Regions from separate parts of the Homo sapiens genome. Here region 1 is linked to region 2. Evidence: chromatin loops called from intact Hi-C (ENCODE). Cell type or tissue: K562. All regions are shown on one strand.

Region 1 (8,000 bases), 240 kb after region 2:
TTTTTTTTTTAACCACATAAGGCATGGAAAAGTATAACATATCAAAGGCGATTTTCCAAATAAAGCAAAATTCAACACACATTTATTTTGTGCCTTCCAGATGCAAGAAGCTGTGCTAAAGAGAAGCTGTAGCGGCCAGGTGTGGTGGCTCACACCTGTAATCCCAGCACTTTGGGAGGCTGAGGCGGGCTGATCACCGGAGGTCAGGAGTTCAAGACCAGCCTGGCCAACATGGCGAAACCCCGTCTCTACTAAAAATACAAAAATTAGCCGGGTGTGGGCAGCACACGCCTGTAATCCCAGCTACGCAGGAGGCTGAGGCAGGAGAATCACTTGAACCCTGGAGGCAGAGGTTGCAGTGAGCCGAGATTGCACCACTGCACTCCAGCCTGGGTGACAGAGTGAGACTCCATTCTCAAAAAAAAAAAAAAAAAAAAAAGAGAGAGAAGCTGTAGTGATATAAACATGAATAAGACTGGCTTCTGCCCTCTAGTTACCAAGTAGAAAGTAAGGCACGTGCTACTCCCTGAGCTCATGAGAGTGGGACCCTGTCATTTTTGTCCATCATCTCACACCCAGTGGCTGGCGCTGTGGCTGGCTCCATAGATGTCGCACAATAAATGCATGCTTTTTCTAAAAACTTTATTAAGCTCCTATTGTGTGGCAGGTACCATAGAAGCCATTTTCACATATGTTGTCTAAATTGGGACCAGAACAACATTACATGTTATGTTTTCATATCTCTATTTATAGATATGGAAAGTTAGGCTTGAAGCAAAAGTTCTAAAAGGAAGGCAGACTGTGATCAATGCTGCAATACTGGTACTGAGTTCTGGGGACTGCATGGGACATAGGAGAAAGAGAGTTCAGTTCATACTGGGATAACTTCCTATTCCCAATTGCCTCATTCTTGATCTATAAAAATCATCTGACCTGTTAGTAAGGACCAAGCTTGTGCTAAGTGCCCAACGGGATTTGCCTACAGCCGTGAGCAGAGGCTCCTGGGCTGTGAAGCATCCCTTCCCCTGATTCATCTGGGATTATGGGCAGAAAGGAGGAGGCAGATAATGCCTATGGATTTTCACTTTCAGGGAGTTCAGCCCACATACCTTAGAGGAAGATCTTTATGCCTCTGCACTTTGGACTGAAGATTTGGAAACCCCAATGTGAAGTTATTTTCTCGGGTACATATAATGAGGTTGAGCAGAGCCATATATAGTTATCATGTTTTCTACAAGGCTTCATTCTCTTTACAGCAGCAAAGAATAACCCAGAAGTAGCCGCATCAGGGACATGGCACGTCCAAGGCAGTTCAAGGTTCAGAGTGGTGCCTCACAAACCCATATTGACCTGGCAGGGAGGGCCTATTAAGACGGTTATCAAGAGCCAGGTAATCCTTGAAGTTTATAGCACACACTGACAGCAACCTCTTAGATTATCCCTGCATCCATTTATTCATTTTCCAATAATTATCAAGTGCCTTCGATGTTCAAACAGAGGGGATGAACAAAAGCTATTCAACAGGACACACATATATTACACAGGATATCTCTGGTGGACTAGCGTCTCAAGACCTAAAAGTATCTTGGGTTTTTTTGTTTATTCCATTTCTTTAAATCACTTATTTTTCCCACCCTTAACATGTAAGTTCGAATGACCTTGTCTATCTTGTTCAGTACCTTGTCCCCAAGAGCCTAGTACAGTACTGGGCACATAGCTGTAGCGATGCTTGTGATGAAGAAAAGTAAAGGAAGAAAAGAATAGAGAATGAGAGACAAGGAGGGGGGATTCTCCACCAGAAAGGCCTCTGGGAAGAAAGAGCCTATGAGCAGACACTGAGTTTAGTGAGGGAGCAAGGTTTCCCAAGATTCAGAGAGAGGGGACCACAAGGGCGAAGGTTACCCCCAACCCCAGGAAAGATCATGCTTGACTTGTTTGAGGAATGGCAAGAAGGCTCAGGTGGCTGATGCAGAGTGACTGACGGGGAGGTGGTGCAACATGAAAGAGAAGACAGAGACGGGCTTGGGAGAATGTGGGGTTTGGAGCTCAAATCTGACTGGATTTCAAATCCCAGCCTGGCCACTTACTAGTTATGTAACATTGGGATGGTTCCTAAATTGTCCTAAATTCCTACCTACCTGATTTCTTCAAAGATTAACTGGAATTATAAAGGTAAGGCACTTAGTGTGTTTGGCTTTAAGGGCCATAGAAAAATGAGGAAGGCATGGTTTCTATCCACCAGGAACTCACGGCTGAGTGACAGGGACAGATGCCTAATGGTGATGTCTGGCATTTATTGAGTAACCTCCAGGGCTGGTTGCCCCGCTCCACATGCTTCATCTCTGTTGCTCGCAGCAACTGAAGCAGAGACTTGACTAACTTTGATTTGCAAGAATGAAACTCAGATCCAGAGAAGCTAGTTGATGGCTGAGCTAGGTCAGGTCTGCCTGACTCCGAGGCTGGGGTGCACTCACTGCCCTCATGCCCACACTGCCCACACTGCCTCTACAAGCAAGCAGGTACCAGGAGTGTTTGGTATTATAATAAGATGCTGTGGGGCATAGAGAGGAGAGCTTCCATGGAGAGGAAAGCCTGGCTGCTTCACAGAGGGGGTGGCATTTCAGCTGGTCCTTAAAGGATTCAGCACCTGCCAGACCAAGGAGGGAAGCAGGGCATTTCAGGCAGGAGGGCTGCCTTCAGGACAAAGGCACAAAGCTGTGAAAGGCCTGGTGGTTCTGGGAAAGGTGAAGAGTTCGCCGACCTGTGACTCCCAGTGGTGGGAGACAGGTGGAAGAGTCCGTTAGGAGCAGATTGCAAAGGCCTTGCCCGCCGGGCCCACCAGGCCGCGAAGCCTGCAGGCAGCTGGGAGCCAGCCGTGGTGTTCAAGCAGTGGAGAAGTGAACACGCTGAGTTTTGTTCCTGAGGCACTGGATGAGAACAGGGAGGTCCTGACTTATGCAATACCTGCAGAAAACGCTGCCTGACTTAAAAAGTGTCACCGGGATTTAATAGAGGCCATTATTCACACTATATCAACAGTCTCTCAGGGCACTGTGCTGAGGCCTATTTTAGGAAATTGCAGCTCCAGAAACGCTACATAAAAGAGTTGACATGCCACACTCACAGCTACCAAGGCGGGCCTGGCCCCAGTTCCCCCTGAGGGTGCCAGGCCCACCCCAGTCTCCTGTCCCTGGGCCCTGGTCATTACCAGTGGAACGGCGCCGTCGAGGCCTGGTCCTGTCGCCTCCCGCACCAGGGTGGGCTCTCCTTTTGATCATTCTGTCTCAGCCCCTTTCTGTCTCTCTCCTGGCTCCCTGCCGGTGGCAGTGGCGACACACAGGAGTTTGGAGAAGCCCAGGAAGCCAGCAGCTGTGGCCTCTCCAGGGGGTGGCTCAGGTCAGTGGGTTGCCATGGCAACGCCACAGGTCCTGCCCCAGGGGCTGCTGGGTTCCAGGAAGGGGCCCTGCCCTGCCTCTGCTTTCATTCCTTCCCTCATTTACCAAATATTGATTTAGAACCTACTGTTTGACAGGCTCTGAGCAGCTAGTGATCAACATGGCAGACAAGGTCTCTGCTCTCAGAGAGCTTATATTCTGTGGCGGAGACAGAGACAAATTAGCAAGAAGACAGCAGAAAGTGAGTGTTATGAAGAAAATAAAGCCATAGAATGGGAGATCAAGAGAGGTGGGGGTGCTTTTTGGGCAGTGGGGACACTGAAGGCCTCTCTGAGGAGGTGATGTTGGAGTGCAAGGGCCTGGGTGGGCTTGGGTGTGTGAGGAGGAGCCAGGAGGCCAGCATGACGAAGCGGGAGGTGGGGAGAGCAGCAGGAAATGAGGTAGAAAGTTGGGAAGAATCCAAAGTATGTAGGGACTCGCAGACCCTCCTAGGAACTTCACATTTATTCCAAGTGCGCTAAGAAGCTATTGGAGGACTTTAAACAGGTGATGCGGACTGCACTGGCTCAGAAAGGGTAACCCACATTCATTCATCCCTGTCTGCATTTGGCAACTATTTATGGGATACCATGCACCAGGGGCTGGCTACACAGGAGGGACACAGCCTCGATAGACAGTTCTTTTTGGAAGATTAGAGTTTAGTGTGGTCAACTATAAATAATCATACAAACAGAGATGCAATTACCAAGAGTGCCACGCGAGAGAAAAAAAGGGGGGTTGGGTCTAATCTGGGGGAGTTAGGAAGCTTCTTGGAGGAAGCAGCATTAAACTGGCAGCTAAAGAATGCGAAGGCATGAACCAGGTAGAGAGGGAGGAAGCGTGTTCCTGGCAGAAGGAACAGCATGTGCGAAGTTCTTGAAGCAGGCAGAAGAAAGATGCTTTCAAGAAACTGACAAGCAGCCTGAGCATGACTACACACATTGATTCAGGTATCAACACGTGTTTCCTGATATTATCCTGCTTGATGAGCACTTTATGAGATGCTATAGGAGATGCACATACATAAGCCTTGCTTCTGTACTCAATGCTGGGTTAAGGAGTCTAGATTGTATTCAGTAGGTGGTTGAGAAGCTCATAAAGTTTTTGAGTAGAGTGGGGCATAAGCAAAGCAGTTCTGTGGGCAGCTCCATCTGGTGCTGCTAAACATATTTTAGAGGGGAGAGAATGGAAGAGGAGGCCACGGAGTAAGGGTGACCGTATCCCTTATCATCCAAACCTGAACATTTTGAGATTGAAAAGCAATATTATTAATAATTTTGCCAGGATCACATGCATAAACCAGGATTGAGCCAGGCAAACCGAGACTTACTTGTCCCCCTCTGTAGGAGGCCGCTAGAGGCTCATTATGTCTTAGAGACCTGAACTGGAGGGATGAAGTAATTTGTTTAAAAAAAAAGAATGTAGTGGAGAAAAGATAAGAACTCTTTCCAGTTAACTGTGTTCACTCCCCAGCCAATCCATGTGATCACTGGCTCTATGTCTCCTCCTCATCAGCTGGAGTCTCAATCACAATAGGACACAGGTGAGCCTGAGATGACGCTAATATCATTCTCCTGGAATATGGCTTCCCAACACAAGCACCATCACCTTCATCATCATCATCATCATCATCATCATCATCATCATCACAGCGATGACTTGCCCAAGATCACACAGTTGTTAAGCTGCTGAGCAGGGATTTGAATCTGACTCGAACCTAACTACTCACCTGTGGTTATATACTCGTAATTATATATACATTAAAGTCTCATTGTGAATTCTAAGCTGTGTCTAACATAACACCAATTGTACAATAGGTGCTCAATAATGTGGCTGCCCTTTCCCACTTTAGGGAAACTCAATATGTAAAACTCTAAAGTGGGCAAGGAAATTAACTAAGGGTCATTGCCTGCAATGTACAAGAAAAAAAAAAAAACAACGAGGAGGAAAAAAAAAAGAACGAGGAAACTCCCAACGATGCACAAATGCCGTTTGTTCAGAGATCATGAACTCACCAAGAGTCTTCAGAAACTAGAGAAAATTCAACCTAAGGTGTTCAGTGCCATCTCCTGTTGAAGATAAATTCAATGTAAAAGCAGATCTCGGCTCTGAAAATATCCCTGGGAACACTAGCATTAATGTACATTATTGCATAACCAGGTTGTAAAAATTTCATTTTCCCTCAACTTCTGGGGAAGGGTGTACCTACTACTACTTAATGTTAGCAGACTTTTTTCTTTGTTTCTATTTCTACTATAACAATATTATTAAAACATAAAATTAGGAAAAGAATCATTGAGGCCAAGGCTACTCGCTCTGCACGGCATCTGATATTATTCCATCCTTGACATCATTGCCTTTTCTACTTTTGGGTTTTTATTTTATTTTTACCTCTCCTGCTCTGTTTGGGGATGTGAATTCCCCCAAAAGCTCAGGAGCCAGGCACTCCTGGCTACAGAAGCCAAATAGATTTTAACCCAGCCTGAACTTTTGAGGTAAGCCACCAAAACACCCTTCTCCTAGGCAAAATGCTTTTTTCTTTCCTGTAAGTCTACTGCAGAAATTACATTTTAAAATATTGAAAAGAGAAACATATTTTCCCACAATCCCACCACTCTAACCCGGTAACTACCTTTCTTTTCTTTTTTTGTGTGTGTTGGTCGCAAGTCTCATATCTATAAGTGCACGTAAGAGAACTGTAACTCTAGCAAACATAGCATTTCCATTCGTTTTTCTCTTAATGTTCTATTATTATGCAGATTTTTCCTAGGTCACTACAGTCTTCATATTCATCATTGTTTGAAAGATGCCAAACGTTCCATTGAGCAAGTGTTTCCATTTTCCATAATGTTTCAATAAACGACTTGGTGCATATCATTTTTTCTTTGTTTTGAATCATTTCCTGAGAGTCACTTAGAAGAAGGAAAAGTTACCAGGTGGGATTAGTGACTAATTACCAATGAATTTTCTGAATTCTAGGCTTAATACTTACTAGCGCAATGAATCAAGGCAAATTAACTTCTTCAAACCTCAGTGTCTCCTTATGCATAATACGGATAATAATAATCTGTCTACCTCATCTTAATAGTGTGAGATTTAGGTGAACAAATGCACAGAAAGCACATAGAATACTACCTGGACCAGAGCAAGTTCTAGCCACACAGAAAAACCGTAATCCCAATAGTTTGTTTTTGACAGAGGCACCCTTTTTCCTCTTTTTCTTTTTTATTTTTGCACCCCCATCCCAACCACCTTTTTTTAGAGATGGGATCTTGCTCTGTTGCCTAGGCTGGGATGCAGTGGCACCATCATAGCTCACCACAGCCTCAAATTCCAGGGTTCAAGTGATTCTCTCACCTCAGCCTTCCAAAGCACTGGGATTATAGGTTTCAGCCACCACACCTGGCCATGTTATTGTTTTTAATGTCAGTATAATAGTTAAGACCATGGACTGGCGAGCCAAACTGCTAGATTCAATTCTGACTTCTTTGCTCTGTGACCTTAAGGCAAGGGACTCAACCTCCTTGAGCCTTCGGTTCTTCATCTGTAAAACGGAGTAGTATCAGTAACAGCTCACAGGGTTTATGTAAGAATTGAGTTAATAAGGCACATCAGGTGCCTACATGATTTAAGCATTGTATGTCTTAGCGAATGTATCAGGCCCACCTCTAAGGCATCCCACCTTAGTCTGTACCTGAAATCACCTTTCCTGTTTGATTCTTGGATCTCCCAATACAATTAAAAGAACTTGGCCTTGGACGCCAGAAAGACACTAATTCTAATCCTCCCCTTACAATTGACTAAGTAAGCTCTGCAACCCTGGGCAAATTACTTAACCTCATGGGCCTCAATTTCCTTCCTATTAAAAAAAAAAACTACCCCATGAGGTTATTATGAGGATTAGAAGAAATAATATAAGCTCCTTAAGTGCTGATTGTACTTTATTCACCCACTATTCGTTGTATTTAGGACAGCCCTTGGCCCAGAATAGCAGATCAATAGAAGTGGAGGAAAGGACAGAAAGGAGGGAGGGAAAGAAATGAATGAATGAAGCACTCACACTGTGCCTAGCACATAGTAAGGGATCCAAAGAGTGTTAGTTAATCTGTAATTTATCAGGTACAAACAAGTTTGTAATTTATCAGGCACAAACAAGTTTGCAGGGGCCCTTGGGCCAGGCTTCCTAGAAAGTAAGGAAAGAGATGCAGCATCCTTTGTAATATTAAAAATGGATTGATTTATATATTAAATAAACATTTATTAAGCACTAACTATGTGCAAGCCACTCTAGCAGATGCTATGTACTGTGCTAAACACAGATAAAAATTACACAGGCAAAACTCTTGAAAAAGGAAAAGCTCCAAATAACCATATAAAATCGGAATGAAAAATACACTTTCTTATAAGTTTTTAATTGAGATATAGGTGGCCTGGTTTAAACAAAGCAGGATCAGCTTTGGAACAACAAACCTCAGTTTGGATACTCAGTTGCTGTACAGACCAATGCATGTGACCGAATCTTACTGGTTTTACCAGGTGTACAATGGGAATGAATGATCCTTCCAA
Region 2 (8,000 bases):
TAATCTCTCCTTATCAGCACTACCTATTAGTGTTTCTAGATACAGTAAGGTGCTTACTAAATCTTGACCATAAATACAGAGGGAAAAAATGAATCTGGTTCATTTATTAGGGGAGATTCTATGTAGTGATAAATGAACAATTGGGTGAATGGTGGTACCACGTATTGAAATGTGGAAAGAAGGGGAAGAAATAGGTTGGAGGGATGAAAATCAAGATATTAGTTTGAGGTATGTTAAACTTGAGATACCTACTATACATCCAAGAGGAGGAGATGAGTCGGCAGTTCACTGTATAAGTCTAGAGCTTAGGTGACAGGTCAGGGCTGGAGATATAAATTTGAGAGTCATCAGCATATATGGATGATTTTCAAAACCATGACTCTTGAATGAGATCACCATGGCAGCAGAGATAGAGACAAGATAGTATTGCCTCGGGGCACTCAAACATTTAGGGTTAGGAAAACGAGGAAGATCAACAAAGAGGTTCTCTATTGTGTCCTAGAAACCAAGTGAAGAAAGTATTTCAAGGAGGAGGGAATACTTACATCAAATTCTATTGGAGAATTTAAAAAAAGAGACTTGAGAACTATTAGCTTTGGCAAAGTTGAGTTGGTGACTCTGATAAACACCTTTGCAGTGGGGCGGAAGGCATGTAGCCTACAGAGGGTTTAGGAGTCAAAAACGAGTAAAAAGAATAGAGAGAGTGAGTACAGAGAACTCTTCTGAGGACACTGCATAAAGAGGAGCATAGAAATAGAAAGGCAGCTTGAGAAGTGGGATAAGGGAAGGTGTTTTTGTTTTTAAGATGAAAGATGTGTTTGGGTGCTGATAAATGATCCAATACATTTTTTAAAATGATTAATATAAGAAGAGAGAGAGGGGAAATAAATGCAGGTGCAAAGTTAATGAGAGAGAAAGAGATCCAGGACAAATGCTGGCCACAGAAGTAGCAATGATTCATCCATTGTGACAGATGGGAATACAAGGGATATGGCAGTATAGATGCAGACAGATAGCAGATGCAATGGTGGAAAGATAAAGTTTTTTCTTAATTTCATGATGAAACAGGAAACAAAGTCAAGAAATGAGAGTGAGGAGAGGGCAGTAAGCATTGGAGGTGTGAAGAAAAGCTGTGAAATAGTCATCTTGGAGTTTGCTAAGGAACCGGTTGGGGCTGGTGGTCTTAAATTTAAAGTAGACTCGTCAAAATGGTTGTGTCATTTTCTCTTATCATGTTCAAGTGCTTGGTGGAGACCCAGAGTAGGAAGAAAGCTGGAGTTAGCCAGTTTGTTAGGTTTTGCCAGGTGAGTACGACTGAGGGAGCGCACAAGGTGCTAGTTAGAGATGTATGGAAAGGAGTGATTATAGTAATGAACCTCAGGTGGAATCTAGCCTGGGTAAGGAGAGAAGGCACAAGTGAGTGAAGAACAGTGGGAAAAAATGACAGACTGACAATCCTCCGAGGAAGAAAGAATGTTGGATTGAGGGTACTAAATAAGAGAAGGTGCTTGAAATTGGGATTTTAGAGGAGGCTAGTTTCAGGTATTGTTACAATCAAAGTCTTACACTTGTAGTCTAAGATATAATCTGAAAGTTTAAAAATCACCCTTATTTTTTCTTTTTCAACCCATACTCCAATCTATCAGCAAGTTCTGTGAGCTACTTTTAAGACATATTAAAATATTTAAAACATATCCCCAAGTATGAACTCTAACCACTACCATCCTACTCCAAACATGCAACATCAGTTATCTTTTGGACTTGTCTCCTTGCATCCATTTGTGCTCCACTATGTCAATCTTACAAATAGTAGCCAGGATATCTTTAAGCATAAATAAGGTCACATCACTTCCCCTCTTAAAACACTCCAATATCTTCTCATCTCACTTAGAAGAGAATGGAAAGTCCTACACCGCCTGCTGTATCTGGCTCTTGTTACCTCTCTTTATCTACCACTCTCCCCCTTGCATATTGTGGCCTAGTCACACAGGCCTTCTTGCTTTTCCTTAAGTGTACCAAAGCATCCTCTTGTCTCAGGGATTGTGAACTTGTTCTCTCAGGGACATTCCTTTCCAATCATTCTCAGAGATACTCTTACTTTTCCACCTTTCTGTTCAAATGTCATCTCAGAGAGGTCCTCCCTTGTTCCCTTAAAGTGTCTCCTCTCTCTTAAAATGCTTTACCTTTCTTCAGAATGCTTATCACCACCTGCCATTATATTTTAAATTTGTTTACTTTTTGTCCCCCTCTCTACAAAATAAACTTCCCAAGGGGAAAGACTTCATCTGTTGTTCAATGCCCAAAACACAGCACACACAGCAGATCTCGGTAGCATTTGCTGAATGAATGACTCAAAAAATACACACTTCTTGATTAAGAAGATTTCAAAGATTAAGACTGAGTTTCTGATTATCTGAAACAAAATCATTGTGAGAAAATTCAATTAATTCTATGTTTAAAATGCACATAAAAAGACTAACTTTGCAATGTAATATGCATTAAGCAGTTACCTGATCTTTGAGAAATTTTCGGATGTTTCGATGGGCTCGGGAACATTCGGTTAATAAGCTGAGAACTGGAGTTAGACCCTCTCTATAGCTGCTTCCCTATAAAAAAAAAAACCATATGTTTTTGAAATACGTTAGTTTTGTTTCTAACAGTATTACTTTCCTTCATGTAACTGAGGATATCAATTTGTTTTTGAGGTGGGGACTTTTTTTTTTTTTTTTTTTTTGGGAGAGGGAGTCTCCCTCTGTTGCCCAGGCTGGAGTGCAGCGGCGCAATCTCGGCTCACTGCAAGCTCCACCTCCCGGGTTCACGCCATTCTCCTGCCTCAGCCTCCTGAGTAGCTGGGACTACAGGTGCCCACCACCACACCTGGCTAATTTTTTGTACTTTTAGTAGAGATGGGGTTTCACCATGTTAGCCAGGATGGTCTCGATCTCCTGACCTCGTGATCCACGAGGTGGGGACATCTTATGTTACCTAAGCTTACAAACTATTTTAAAAATTCTTTTCCTAAAAACATTTCCATTTTATCATCTTCATGTTTACTATTGCCTTTTTTGGTCCTTCCTGGATGTTCCTACATTTTCTAGGATTCCCATGGGCTTAGCCAAAGGGCTTGAATGAAGCAAAATTTTGGTGACTGGACTATGCTACCTTGCTGCCTTTTAATACAGATACCTGACAAAGTGAGTGATAGACCAGAGAATGTATAAACAGCTCACAACAAATGGGAAATTGACAAGGTCTTCTTTTTTCTTTTTTTTGGGAAGATGTCTTTTAGGTATTATGAAGAGTATTTAGCAAGTTTTTGGGGGGATATTTTTTATTTCTAGGACTCACAAAGTAACAAAATGGAACAGTAATTACTTTTTCCTTTGTTTTCAAGCACTAGTCATAATTTTGGTGTTGCATGAACATAATTTTCAGCATTAAACAAATAAATTAACATGGCTTCAGCAATTTATCATATATTGTAATAAACTGCTTTCCAAAGTAAAAACAATTATGCAGCACATCAGTCAGAAAAAAAGCTTAGATTTAAAAATCATGCTCTGTGATGTGTGTCTGTATGTATGGCACATTTACATTCTTTGGAAGCATCTTCCCAGGGCTTCCATTTTATCAGCCTTACCTTGTCTATTCTCTTCTCCATAAAATTCAGTAAAACATGAATGGCCTCCATATTCATACCATTGTATACCATGGTATTGTTTTTCAAAACTGTTTCTTTCTCAGCTGTTTTATTACTGGGCAGTTCATCTAGAGTCGTTGCCTCTTGGGCTGTTTCTTCATGGGTTAACGGACAAATGAGAACATCCAAACAAGAGACTGGAACATTGCTTAAAAGGTTGACTGCATTGCTGAAAAGCAATTAAAAAAATACAATATTTTAACTTGATTGAATAGTCCTTTAAAATGCAAACATAATAAGAAGTTCAAAAGTGACTTTTAAGAGTCAATTAAAATATTTCTTTTCCAAAAATGAGCCATTATGGACACTTGACACTTACTATGAGATAGGAAATAAAAAACTGTTTCAAATATATGTTGTACAAATTAGAAAAAAAACAAATGTTGAATAGACAGACACAATCACATGATGTCATGTCACTTTCTGAAATGCTAAAATAGGAATTAGTGAGCTTTAATGCCAGCTCCTTAATTTTATTATGGCAACAATGCTAGCTTTGCATTTCTTCCCTGGGATTTTAAATCCTTTTGTGGATCCACTGGTGTTTTATTATTCCTTAGATTACAACATAAAGCATTTGAGAAACACTGAAAATAAGCAGCTTATCAGTAGCAACAACAATAAACCAAATATGGTAGAATTAAGTTTTATTCTTTCTAAATGTAGAAAATACAATTTAAAAATCATCCCAATTTTTGTAAGACATATGCAGAAAAAGGGAAATGGAGTTTTTTCTCTCTTTCTTATCATCAGGTCTCTAAATGAAGTTAATATAGCTATTTCTAATCTCTAGCCCCTAGGCCTTTCAGCTGTGTATTAATGAATACACGAGACTGGGATGCACACCAGTAGGGGGAACCCAAACCTTATATTTTTGGCATTCCCTAAAAACCTTGTTCTGTTGTTCAGTGTACAAAAGATTAAAATGACACTAACAATTTCAAAATTAGATATGTTCTCAACAAACATATTTTCTTCCATGAGTTATTTCATATTCTTTCATCTAAAAGGAGTGGTGGTGTTCTGGGCTAACTGGCTCTTATATGCCTGTGCCTTAGAACTTCCTGATCAACAATGGAAAGACAGGCATTTTATTTCCTAGTGACAGAGAAGCAGATCTAAAAATAACCACATCCTGACTAAAAATAAACTCCTGCAAATGCAATTTAAAAGTCCAACCACTTGGAAACCAAATTTAGAGCTTAATCTATCTGATACTATCTTAATTTAGACCAGTAGCTCCTTCTACTTTAGATTATAGTGACACCCTAAAAAATAAAGCAAAACAAACAGAAAAACAAAGAAATAGAAATACAAAAATTTTTCTTTCCTCTACCCTGAATTGTGCTCCACTTCCCCAAGAATGAATATTTCCTTTCTTTTTATATTATGGAAAAATAAAAACCAGTAACAAGTCAGTTGAAAAGTTAGACAATGCAGAACAGAAAGTGGTAATGTATAGGGCATCAAAAAAATGAATCAAGAGCAAAAAATAATTTAACAAGTCATATGAATAAATGGTTCCTAGTAAAATACAAGTTATTTGATTGCCCTCACTAAAACCAAATACTGCTGCTGCTACTGGTGTTATGCACAAAATCTCTATATTTGGTTATTGGTAAATAATCAAAGGTGGCTGAAATATAAGCTTTCCCCAAAACTTTCTCTTAAAACTTTTTTTTGCAAATATCTGTAGTTTATCTTATCTATAGTTCAGAACGTTTTGCTTCTATCTTAAGCACTTAGAAATTGTTACTAAATAATACCATAGATTCATTGAGAATAAAAGGGGGGAAATAACTCTACCTTAGAATTATTTTCAAAAACTGTATACAAGCCATTCTGAAATGTTATGATTTTTTCCCTAAACATCAGGCAATAGGCTCTTAAATACACTGACCGTATGATGCTCTGAACCTACCAGAGACCAGATTGAAAAGTTTCAGATGGGTCATTTCATTACAAAGGAATGTTTCCCCTTTAAATTCGTTTAAAGTAAGCAGTTTCCAGGAATTCAGTAAATTTAAGAAACCAAATGTAGAGTTTGATTCAACAAATATTTGGAGGTTTTAGGCTTTTCAAGAAAAGTTCCCATTTTCTTATTTCTTATTTAACAACTTGGTTTCCAAACAACTACAAAATTAATTTTTCTGGCTCACTGTGTTTGAGCTATTCTTTTTAAGTAAGGAAGGCCAGCTTTTTGAGCTCTGTCACTTCTCTGACAGTTTTATTTGTGGTAGAAGAGTGTATGAAATTCTCCAGCTACCAGGAAGTCAGTGACTATGCACAGATCTGCACAATAGTGTTTGCATTCCTACTCCAGGGGGTAGAAATACTGTGTATATTACACTCCCCTTTTCAGCTTCCTAGAGATCATTAATCACTGAGACATGACATCCTCCCGCTCATGCTCCCAGCCCCCTCCTGATATGCAGATTCAAAAGCAAGACCTATTTAGAACTCCTTAATGCCCTGATTAAAGCCTTGTCAGTTGTGGGAGAGGAAAGGCAATCTAAAATCTAGTCCTCTGTGAATCGCTGGACAAAAACATGAAATTACACTGAAGAACATGATATGGCACACGTAGATCCATAGCTGTTAATAAATCTTGCTGGTCAAATGTATCTTCTTTATATTTGGGGCTTACATATCTTTTTTCAAGGCTGTAAAGTCTATGTAAACGAATCTTAAAATCTCCAAAAGATTTTCCTTTTGCCCTCTTTATTCATTAAAAAAAATTGTTTTTGAGATAGAGTCTCTTGCCCAGGCCAGAGTGCAGTGGCATGATCATGGCTCACTGCAGCCTTGACTTCCCGGGCTCAAATGATCCTCCCACCTCAGCCTCCTGAGTAGCTGGGACCACACGCACACGCCACCATGCCCCTTGCTAATTTTTTAATTTTTAGTAGAGACAAGGTCTCACTATGCTCCCCAAGCTGGTCTCAAACTCCTGGGCTCAAGCAATCTTCCTGCCATGGCTTCCCAAAGTGCTGGAATTACAGGCGTGAGCCACTGCACCCAAACCCCTCAAAATCTTTGAAAAGTATTTTTTTCTTTTGTGGTAAGAGCACTTAACGTAAGACCTATTCCCTTAGCAACATTCTAAGTATACAATACAGTATTGCTAACTATAGGCTCTGCTACACAGGAGATCTCCAGACCTTATCTTGCATAACTAAAACTTTGTATCTTTTGACTGACACCTCCCCATTTACTCCTCTCCCCAGCCCCAGATAACCACTATTCTACTATCTAGTTCTACAAGCTTCACTATTTTAAACTCCTCATAAAAGTGGGATCATGGAGTATTTGTCCTGTGCCTGGTTTATTTCACTTATCATAATGCCCTCCAGATCCACCCATGTTGTTCCAAGTGATGGGATTTCCTTCTTTTTTTAAAGGCTGAATAATACTCTACTGATTCTGCTCTGTGTGTGTATACATATATACGCACATTTTATCCATTCATCTGACTGATAGACATTTAGGTTGTTTCAGTATCTTGGCTATTGTGAACAGTGCTGTAAGGACCATGTGATGAAAATGCAGATATCTCTGTGAAACAGTGATTTTATTTCCTTTGGATATACTCCCAGAAGCGTGATTGCTGAATCAAATAATTCTATTTTTCATCTTTTGAGAAAACTCCACACTGTTTTCCATAATGGCTATACTAATTTACATTCCCACCAACAGTGTAAAAAGATTTCCTTTTCTTCACATCCTTACCATCGATTATCTTTTGTTTTTTGAGGTTTTTTTTTTTTTTTTGGAATAACCCTTCTAACAAGGTATGAGGTGATACTGAGGTTTTGATTTGCATTAGTGATGTTAAGTACCTTTTCATGTACCTGTTGTCTGTTTGCATGTCTTCGTTGGTTAAATGTCTATTCAGGTTCTTTGCCCATTTTAAAATCAGGTTTTTTTTTTGGCTATTAAGAGTTTTTTAATAGGTTTTAGATATTAACCTCTTGAGGTATATGGATTGAAAATACTTTCTCCCATTTCTTAAGCTGCCTTTTCATTTTGTTGACTGTTTCCTTTGCTGTGCAGAAGTTTTCTAGTTTCATGTAATTCTACTTGTCTATATTTGCTTTTGTTGCCTGTGCTTTTGGTGTCATACCCAAGAAATCATTGCCAAGACCAATGTCCGTAAGCTTTTTCTCTCACGTCTCCTGCTCCTGCTCCTCCTGCTCCTCCTCCCTCTTTTTTTTTTTTTTTTGACAGGGTATTGTTCTGTTGCTTAGGTTAGAATGCAGTAGTGTGATCACAGCTCATTACAGCCTCAACCTCTCAAGTT

Evidence for each region. A loop is a pair of places that touch in the nucleus more often than their neighbours do. Peaks named below come from ENCODE experiments on the same cell type or tissue, not always from the same donor. Only the 100,000 strongest peaks of a DNase experiment are listed, where the experiment ranks them.
Region 1: a loop joins it to region 2, with 2.3 times the contacts of the local background. A loop is called at or near these places in 3 of 110 quality-filtered maps.

Annotation. Positions count from the first base shown.
Region 1 is chr12:106,596,555-106,604,554 of GRCh38, reverse strand. All of the region lies in intron 1 of RFX4 (regulatory factor X4), which reads right to left. All of the region lies in intron 1 of LOC100287944 (a long non-coding RNA gene), which reads left to right. Among named protein-coding and RNA genes, the nearest start is that of RFX4, 18 kb to the right of the region's middle. RefSeq lists a silencer at 3,230-3,524. In K562, no CTCF peak of the experiment used is centred here; a DNase peak (open chromatin) is centred at 3,414; H3K27me3 peaks cover 2,618 bases.
Region 2 is chr12:106,838,458-106,846,457 of GRCh38, reverse strand. RIC8B (RIC8 guanine nucleotide exchange factor B) reads right to left here. Exons shown (of 10, transcript NM_001330145.2): 5 at 3,641-3,869; 6 at 2,511-2,606. Among named protein-coding and RNA genes, the nearest start is that of RIC8B, 68 kb to the right of the region's middle. In K562, a CTCF peak has its summit at 4,554 (motif pointing right); DNase peaks (open chromatin) are centred at 4,537 and 6,057; H3K4me3 peaks cover 397 bases.